2 separate regions of the Homo sapiens genome follow, and region 2 is linked to region 1. Evidence: chromatin contacts called from ENCODE Hi-C or POLR2A ChIA-PET data. All regions are on one chromosome and are shown on one strand. The core of a region is the stretch at or near the end of the contact, and the rest is flanking DNA. Distances in the headings are between cores, read along the strand shown.

The links. Hi-C counts contacts between places; a loop is a spot of excess contacts on that map. ChIA-PET counts read pairs that join two places held with the same protein, here RNA polymerase II (POLR2A). Pooled maps may share reads with other maps.
Region 2: a pooled map shows a loop between it and region 1 (2.7-fold over the local background). The contact joins the promoter of SLC25A12 here to the enhancer-like site in region 1. A Hi-C loop is called at or near these places in 3 of 168 maps with a recorded cell type or tissue (naive thymus-derived CD4-positive, alpha-beta T cell, psoas muscle and sigmoid colon) and 6 of 50 pooled maps. POLR2A ChIA-PET finds 5 or more read pairs at or near these places in 4 of 52 experiments (GM12878, MCF 10A, Panc1 and 1 more).

What each region holds. Positions count from the first base shown.
Region 1 is chr2:172,010,385-172,015,032 of GRCh38, reverse strand. All of the region lies in intron 1 of METAP1D (methionyl aminopeptidase type 1D, mitochondrial), which reads right to left. Among named protein-coding and RNA genes, the nearest start is that of METAP1D, 13 kb to the right of the region's middle. RefSeq lists an enhancer at 1,440-1,519. Within about 2 kb of position 1,837, at least 3 of the 41 ENCODE cell types and tissues checked have a DNase peak (open chromatin) inside an H3K27ac peak, as active enhancers do.
Region 2 is chr2:171,891,589-171,896,236 of GRCh38, reverse strand. SLC25A12 (solute carrier family 25 member 12) reads left to right here and starts at 1,993. Exons shown (of 18, transcript NM_003705.5): 1 at 1,993-2,034; 2 at 2,979-3,032. The coding sequence starts at 2,023. RefSeq lists enhancers at 1,214-1,780, 1,781-2,347 and a silencer at 1,751-2,070.

The DNA of each region.
Region 1 (4,648 bases), core at 588-3,087:
TCTACTTTGCAAAATGGATATCTTTTCACCTATCCAGTCAAATTATATCAGCGGAAATGTGCTTTAAAAAGATGAAAAACTAGGCCAGCGCAGTGGCTGACGCCTGTAATCCCAGCACTTAGGGAGGCTGAGGTGGGCGGATTACAAGGTCAGGAGTTCGAGACCATCCTGGCTAACATGGTGAAACCCCATCTCTACTAAAACTAAAAAAAAATAGCCGGGTGTGCTGGCGGGCGCCTGTAGTCCCAGCTACTCGGGAGGCTGAGGCAGGAGAATTTCTTGAACCCGGGAGATGGAGGTTGCAGTGAGCCGAGATTGCACCACTGCACTCCAGCCTGGGCAACAGGGCCAGACTCTGATTCAAAAAAAGAAAAAAAGATGAAAAACTATCTGGATGTAAAAATTACCACATTGTAAAAAATAAGTGGCAAGATAGTCATCAAAACCAATACTGTCCAACTTCTTGGTCAGAACAGGCCACATTTTAAACAACCAACATGTCAGAAGCAGGCTATGCCTCTGAATCAAATGACTACACCTTTGGGACAACCTAAAATAATCCCAATGTAATGTAATATGCTAAGTATATATCTCTTTGTGTTTTTATAATAATAAATTTCTGACCAGGCACGGTGGCTCATGCCTGTAATCCCAGCACTTTGGGAGGCTGAAGCAGGCAAATCACCTGAGGTCAAGAGTGCAAGACCAGCCTGGCCAACATAGTGAAACCCTGTCTCTATTAAAAATACAAAAATTAGCCAGGCATGGTGGCAGGTGCCTGTAATCCCAGCTACTTGGGAAGGCTGAGGCAGGAGAATCGCTTGCACCCAGGAGGTGGAGGTTGCAGTGATCCTGCTACTGCACTCCAGCCTGGGTGACAGAGTGAGATTCCCTCTCAAAAAAAAAAGTAGTCCAGATGCAGTGGCTCACGCCTGTAATCCCAGCACTTTCAGAGGCCGAGGCAGGCAGATCACTTGAGGTCAGGAGTTCGAGATCAGCCTGGCCAATATGGTGAAACCCCGTCTCTACTAAAAAATACAAAAAATTAGCTGGGCATGGTGGTGCGCACCTGCAGTCCCAGCTACTCGGGAAGCTGAGCCAGGAGAATCGCTTGAACCCAGGAGGCGGAGGTTGCCCTGAGCCAAGATCACGCCACTGCACTCCAGCCTGGGTGACAGAGCAAGACTCTGTCTCAAAAAAAAAAAAAAAGAAAAAAAAAGTATAATGTTTCTTTGTTATAAATATATTTACAAATTGGAAAAAATGCTTCATCAGACTGTGTCTCCCAATGCTGTGCATGGTCACGTTCTGCCAAGCAAAGCTGTCATTTTGCTCTCTCTATTCTCTCACATGTGGCCTCTTTCACACGCAAATTTCCCTCCTTTGTTCCTCATTTCAGTGACCAGCATCTGCATACCCAAGCCCCTTTATGTCCTTGCCTACTTCTTCTCCCTGCCATCCTGTCTTTGTATACAGGCCTCACCACCCTAATATTGACATATTTATTTTCTCTCCCATGGATGTGATCCCCCTCTCTCCCACACTACTTCGCTCTCACTTTCATCTTCCCTCAGACTCCTGAGACCTGTCACCTTTCCTCTCCCTTCTCTAATAACTCCTGCCCCCGGTCCTAGTTCAGGGAAGAACTGTTAAGTCAAGAAATCTGCCAAGGTGGCTGAGGGGACAACTGGGGCAGATGCGTAGATGCTGGGCATGAGGACACCAGGTGGCCAGGCTGGGTTTCCCAGGCCTCTGAGGCAGGAGGGGGTGGACCTGAACTAAAAGATGGGGCCAACGAAGCCGGGGACAGAAGCCAAGTCCTGCTGCTCGACAGCCGGAGCGCACACACAAGCCACCCGGAAATGCTCTGTGGCCTGGATGGGCTCTGAGAGTTGCCAGTTGGACATACTGACCTAGACAAGCAATTAGCTGTGTTCAAGGTCTGCTGCACAGATCATATACTCTTGTAAACTAGGCTAAATCCCCTGTTAAGAGTTACTGATTTTTCTTCCCCTAAATTCTCCAGATTTACAGTCACAATAAGAATTGGAAAACAAATCAGACAAGGGAACTGAACATTTGACACATACCGAACATGAGACTTAATGTTCTTTTATGTACTTTTGGAAACAAACCAGGTATTCAGTGAACACTGGGAGATCTAGTAGGTATGTTTAATGAGAATTTGTACCGGGAAGGAATTTGAGATCAAGGTCAGGAATGATTAATATGCATGCAGGAAGTCATCAACATTTAAGCATAAGCAGTATGAATCTCATTAAATCTTCAATAGCTTCCTATTGCCTGAAGGAACTGGTGGCATTCTAATGATTAAAGCAGTAACATTAAGGTAGAAAACAACATTAGAAAATTAATCTGACCCTCATGAAACAAGCTACCCCAAAATACTAAGCCACAAAAACTGGCTTTGCGAGACTGTCTTCCGCAGCTGTGATTTTTCTTTAAAGTGCAGCATCTCCTTCCGTTAAGTTAGAAGGCTTTGGTAAAAGTGACCAGTGACAGAGGTGTTCAAGGGCTCTCTTTTTAAAATCTAGGTAATTGATACTCTCCCCCACGCTTCACCCCATGGTGAAGCCATCACGTTGCTATCTAGCTGTTTGTCCCGTCTCCCACTCACTAGCCCCAGAACAGCCTTCTCCTGCTGTGTCCCTCACTCGCTTTTCTGATTGCAGTGCCCCTGCGCTCGGGCGATGTCCTGAACAGCTGCTATGCACAGAGCATAAAGTAGGGGAGAGAGGACAGAAGACCACAGAGAGGAGTTGTCCTTTGAAATATCAATTCTTAAAGAGGTTGGTATTCAGGAGCATCAGCTAGTTTGAGGAGAATAAGGCCAGGGAGCTCTTTTCTCTCCTGACCTATTTCTATTTGATCTTAATCATAATCTTACTGACAGAGACAGGGTGTGTGGGACCCCACGTCCAGAATGATCACAATGCTGACTCAAAGGAAAAACAAGGTTGTGATAATATAGACTCTAAATGTGAAAGATAAAAGGGATGGCAAGAGTTAACTTTCATAAAGGAATATTTCAGTACTTAATAAACGTTGTCTTGTGGATGTGGTAATTTTACCACATCCTTACCAGTTTCTTTGCTTCCCTCTGCATCTAAACATAGCCTATTTCAAAACCAAAACAAAATATATGTCCGCAGAAAAACACATACACAAATATTCATAGTAGCATTATTCATAAGAACTAAAAAGTAGAAATGACCCAAATGTCCACAAACTGGTGAATGGATAAACAAAATGTGATATATCCATACAGTGGCATATTATACAGCAATAAACTGACACATGCCACAATAGGGATGAACCATGAAAACATCATGCTAAATGAAAGAAGCCAGTCACAAAAGACTGCATGTTGTATGATTCCATTATATGAAATGTCCAGGAGAGGCAAATCTATAGAAACAGAAAGATTAGGCCGGGCGCGGTGGCTCACGCCTGTAATCCCAGCACTTTGGGAGGCCAAGGCAGGAGGATCACGAGGTCAGGAGATCGAGACCAGCCTGGCTAACACAGTGAAACCCTGTCTCTACTAAAAATACAAAAAATTAGCTGGGCGTGGTGGCGGGCGCCTGTAGTCCCAGCTACTCTGGAGGCTGAGGCAGGAGAATGGCATGAACCTGGGATGCGGAGCTTGCAGTGAGCCGAGATCGCGCCACTGCACTCCAGCCTGGGCGACAGAGTGAGACTCCATCGCCAAAAAAAAAAAAAAAAGAAACAGAAAGATTAGTGGTTGCTTAAGGATGAGGGGATGGGCAGATTGGGGAGTGACTGCTAATGGGTAAGAGGTTTCTCTTTGGGGTGATAAAAATGTAAAACTGATTGTGGTGATGCTTGCACAACTCTTTGAATATACTAAAAAATCACTGAATTATACACCTTAAATAGGTGAACTGTATGGACTGTGAATTATATCTCAAAAAAGCTGTTAAGATTGAACAGACAGGCTGGGCGCGGTGGCTCACGCCTGTAATCCCAGCACTATGGGAGACTGAGGCAGGCAGATCACTTGAGGTCAGGAGTTTAAGAGACCAGCCTGGCCAACATGGTGAAACCCCACCTCTACTAAAAATACAAGTTAGCCAGGTGTGGTGGCATGTACCTGTAATCCCAGCCACTCGTGAGGCTGAGGCAGGACAATCGCTTGAACCTGGGAGGCGGAGGTTGCAGTGAGTGGAGATCGAGATCATGCCACTGCACTCCAGCCTGGGTGAAAGATCAGAGACTTCATCTCAAAAAAAAAAAAAAAAACATTGGGCAGGTGAATCACTTGAGGCCAGGAGTTCAAGACCAGCCTGGCCAACATGGCGAAACCCTGTCTCTTACTAAAAATACAAAAACTAGCCAGGCGAGGTGGCACACGCCTACAATCTCAGCCACTCGGGGGGCTGAGGCAGGAGAATCACTTGAACCCGGAGGCACAGGTTGTAGTGAGCTGAGATTGCACCACTGTCCTCTAGCTTGCGTGACAGAGTGAGATTCTGTTAAAAAAAAAAAAAAAAAAAAGAGGAAAGAAGGAAAGAAGGAAAAAAGTTGTTAAAAAAAAAAAAAAAGGGCTGGGTGCAGTGGCTCACATCTATAATCCTAGTACTCTGGGAGGCCAAGGTGGGCTGAC
Region 2 (4,648 bases), core at 744-3,243, 120 kb after region 1:
GTTTATTAACTAAAATTTGGCTCCTTTTAAATCATGAAATTAGAGTGTTTGAAGAAGCATTAAAGCTCATCTAGTTCAATCCTCCATCTGATTATATAGTGTCCTACTAAATACCAGGTTATACATAATTAGTATAGTGATAGAGTACTCACAGCCATATATGTCTAGAGCAGCTCATTCCATGAATTCCTTCCAAAATTCACTGAAAAGAAAACTGTTTGTTATTGCTTCACCAAGGGAATAAAGAAGGCTGTGGTCCAAAAATAAGATCACCATCATCTCCACTGCATAATTTATAGGATTTAGAGTCAGGCTGTGAGGAAGACAGTTCAGGAAAAGACATAACTGCAGGAGTACAACTATTTCTTCTGATTTTTGATACCCCTCTCTTCCATTTCCACCAAAACGAGAATTTATTTCAATGACAGCAAATGTTCATATAGGGAGAATAGTTGTACAGTATAGAGAAGCCCTAAAGTGTGTCATTTATCTAGTGTCTAATTATAAGTGGCTTGGGCGAAACCCCATAGCTACTAAAAATACAAAATTAGCCAGGCATGGTGGCGTGCACCTGTAATCCCAGCTACTTGGGAGGCTGAGGCAGGAGAATTGCTTGAACCCAGGAGGCAGAGGTTGCAGTGAGCCAAGATGGCGCCACTGCACTCCAGCCTGGGCGATAGAGCGAGACTCCGTCTCAAAAAATTAAAAATGAAAACATACACAGGGTCGGGCGCGGTGGCTCACGCCTGTAATCCCAGCACTTTGGGAAGCCGAGGTGGGCGGATCACCAGAGGTCAGAAGTTTGAGACAAACCTGGCCAACATAGTGAAACCCTGTCTCTACTAAAAATACAAAAAATTAACTGGGCATTGCGGCGGGTGCCTGTAATCCCAGCTACTCGGGAGGCCAAGGCAAGAGAATCTCTTGAACCTGGGAGGTGGACGTTGCAGTGAGTCAAGATGGTGCCACTGCACTCCAGCCTGGGCGACAGAGCGAGACTCAGTCTCAACACACACACACACAGACACACATACACACAATACACATGTGATTGGGGTTGTGGAGAAGCATTGACCATCTGTAAGCCCCTAGAGGGTGGGGGCTATAGGTTATTTGCGTTTTTTACAAGCAGGACCATGTCAGGCATATAATGGATGCCCATACATGTTTGAATCAATATGTAGCCTAATACAGTGATATTGGCAAGACGGGTTTAGAAACATTGTTTTGGTTCAAGATAGAGTTACTGCTTCTTCTACTTCTTAGGTAGGGCTAGAAATCGAATGGAGAATTACTTTCTGTTCATGTATGGGCAAGCGATTCATTGCCAGCCCTGTCAAAGACACATAGAGTTTTTTTTCTCATTGCACACAGGATTTGGGTGATTAGGAAAGTGGAGCGAGTCTACTAATAAACCGTTGTAATAGCACGCAAAGCAAAAATAAATTCAGCGTATTCGTCCCATGCCAATTTAGGAGCATATTTCTCAAATTATGTTTACGTAGGTTTTCCCTAGAGTGAGTGGTTCCCAATCTTGTTTTGTCGGTATTTGCCATCAGTTGTCATTAATTCATTGTTATTAATGGGAAGTGCTCTTTGATCCGTCGGAACCTTGCTCAGTATAGGCCCCAAATGTTCCTTTAAGCCTCGGGGAAAACGACTTTGGCTGGTCGGTGCCCAAAGCCACACCCACTAAGAGGCCTTAGGAAACCTGGGGCTTTCCTGGCGGCGACCTAGCTGTGGCAACCACGCGGCGCGTCGGGATCCCATGGGTCGCGCTTGTTTTCCCCGTGGGAGGCGCGTCCCCCTCCTCCGCCCGGCCGGCCGGCCCTGGACCAGCTGCCTTTCTGGCCGGGACGCCGGGCCCCTTTCCGCACGCGGCGCGCCCCGAGTTCATTTGCATAGGGACGCGCGCGGCGCCGGCGAGAGGGAGGGCGGGCGCGGCCGGGAAGACGGCGCGCGCGCGCCCTGACAGCTCGGCCCTGCTCGCTCACTCGCTCGTCCCCGGCTTCCGAGCACAGCATGGCGGTCAAGGTGACTCCAACTCTCTGCTGCTGCTTTTATTGCATAAGAGACATTCCGAGCGCCCTGCCTGCAGCCCCCCACTGCTTCCCATTTTATTCATTGTCTAGGTCTTAGATAGCTTGTCCTGGGGCTCCGGCTTGCTGCGGGGAGAGCTGTGCGGGGCTTGGACCGGAGGAGGGGATGCCCGGCTGGGGGAGGGGAAGGAGGAGGGATTGTGAGTTGAAGGGGCTTGTACGGTAACACGGGTCAGTGAAGGAAGAGTAATGTCCTGTCCTAGGTGCATGGGATTGTGAGTCCGGAGTTGGAGGGCATCAGAAAGGGTGTGGGAGGAAGTGGCAAGTAAAGCTGGGGATACCTAGGGTATCAGTGAATTGCGGTGGGGGAGGGAGTAAGTATTGAGTAATTTGGGGCCTCAATAAGGCCGAGGGCAGTGGTTGGCTTTTGCGTTGCAGATTGCAGGGTATGGAAAGTATTTGTATTTGTGGCAGCTCTCATATTTTAGGTTGGATGGGGAGAGGGACGCGGAGATAATTACATGTTGGGTTTGCTTTTTATGGAGAAAGGCTGCTAGGCCAAGTGATTAATTTGGGTGATTTAACTTTCCTGTTGATCTACTCTTGTTAGCTTCTTGATTTGAAGGTGGGTGGTTACTACTGTGTTGCTAGTAGATGTGGAATAAAGTAAAAGATCCTCATTGCCTTCCCTTTCCAGTCCAGAGGAAGCACTGTCCGATAGCTTTGCTGTATCTTAGGCTATTCGCACCTGTTTTTCTGCCCTCTAGTCACAGTTATCCAGTTTGACAGTTCTTATCAGCAATTAGGGCTTTTAGTTTGTTTTAAACTAAATGATAAAAGATAGGAGCATTGATTGTTAGCCATGTGACCTCTAATCTGAAGAGATTGTGTGGTCTCTAGTGAAGCATTAACTGGCTTTTTTTTCTTTTTTGCTTACAGGTGCAGACAACTAAGCGAGGGGATCCTCATGAGTTAAGAAACATATTTCTACAGGTAAATTGGCTTGCATAGTGTGCCTTTCATTGCAAAAACAAAAAACGTACATGTCCTTAGTCCTATTCATGCCTTAACTTTGAGGAATGTTCAGTTTTCATGTATTCTTTCAAACATGACCGGACAATATAGCTTATACTTCTCTTAATAAGGTTTGATTTAAGGCCTTCTTTTAATTAAGGGTCGATAAAAGGTTTTCCTCAAGTTACTGCTTTTTTTTTTACATGACTTAAGATATATATTTTGAAAAAAAATTTCCAGCTTAAGCACAGAGACCAAGATAAAATTTCAAAATGTATTGGCATTCTTGTATAGTTAATAGGTATGATGACTAAAATTCTCTTCCTTGAAAGTTGCATGTTTACAAAGTTTTCCTACTTATGAGCTATCCTCCATGTAATTTGTTACAGAGATAAGAATATTATAGCTATTCTTAATTTGTGTGTCTTACTTACATTGTATCCTTAAGCCTTGGGGATTTTACCCCAAAATGTTACCTCTTAAGATTCTTGCAATGGTCTACCTTAACTTCTAAGCTTTTAGAATCAGTGACTTGGCTGTAGACTTAAAAAGAAAAGAAAAAAGAAAAAAAAAAGGTTGGCTTAGTTTTTTGTTTTGCTTTCTTTTCTTAAATTTCAAAAGTTTCCTATGCAGGAAATTGTACTTAAGAAGTAGATGTAGGCCGGGCGCGGTGGCTCACGCCTGTAATTCCAGTATTTTGGGAGGCCGAGGCGGGTGGACCATGAGGTCAGGAGATCGAGACCATCCTGGCTAACACGGTGAAACCCCGTCTCTACTAAAAATACAAAAAATTAGCCGGGCGTGGTGGTGGGCGCCTGTAGTCCCAGCTACTCGGGAGGCTGAGGCAGGAGAATGGCGTTAACCCGGGAAGCGGAGCTTGCAGTGAGTCGAGATCGTGCCACTGCACTCCAGCCTGGGGACAGAGAGACACTGTCTCAAAAAAAAAAAAAAGTAGATGTAAAGGGAGGCAAGCTAAGGTGTTTCACCAAATATTGCATTTCTCTCTGAAATCTTTTGAGAACTTTCTATTCTGGACCTGGGTTCTTATGAAGACACTTTGACCTTGGGCAGGTCCCTGCTGTGTATTATTTTCCTCTGTGAAATGAGAGGTGATCTCCAAGGTTCCTTCCCATTCCAAAAGTCTATGAGTCTATTTTAGGAACAGATTCTAACATATGCTGATGAGCCTGGAATAGATGACATTTTTATTTGAGATATGTGGTTTGCTTAAGCTATTGTTGGGTAAGACGCTGCGTAGTTGAGCATACATATGTGTAGTTTATGAAAAATAATTTGTGAAAATGGGAATCTTAAAGGTCATAATATCTGATAAGGGAAGTATTTTTTTCCAGAACAGAAGTAATTATAATAACAGAAATGGTCCATTTATGACTTGAAACCTTTATTCCTTGCAGGCATTCTTGAAAATAGCCAAAAATATATCGGTATTCACCATACCATGTGATTATAGTCAATTGTTTTGTGAAGAGTTCATGTGATATAGTTAATTTTATGTTCTAGACTAAGTAGATGCGGAAGAAATGAGTTGAAATGCTGCATGATGTAGTGAAAAGAATACTGCCTAGGTATCTGAG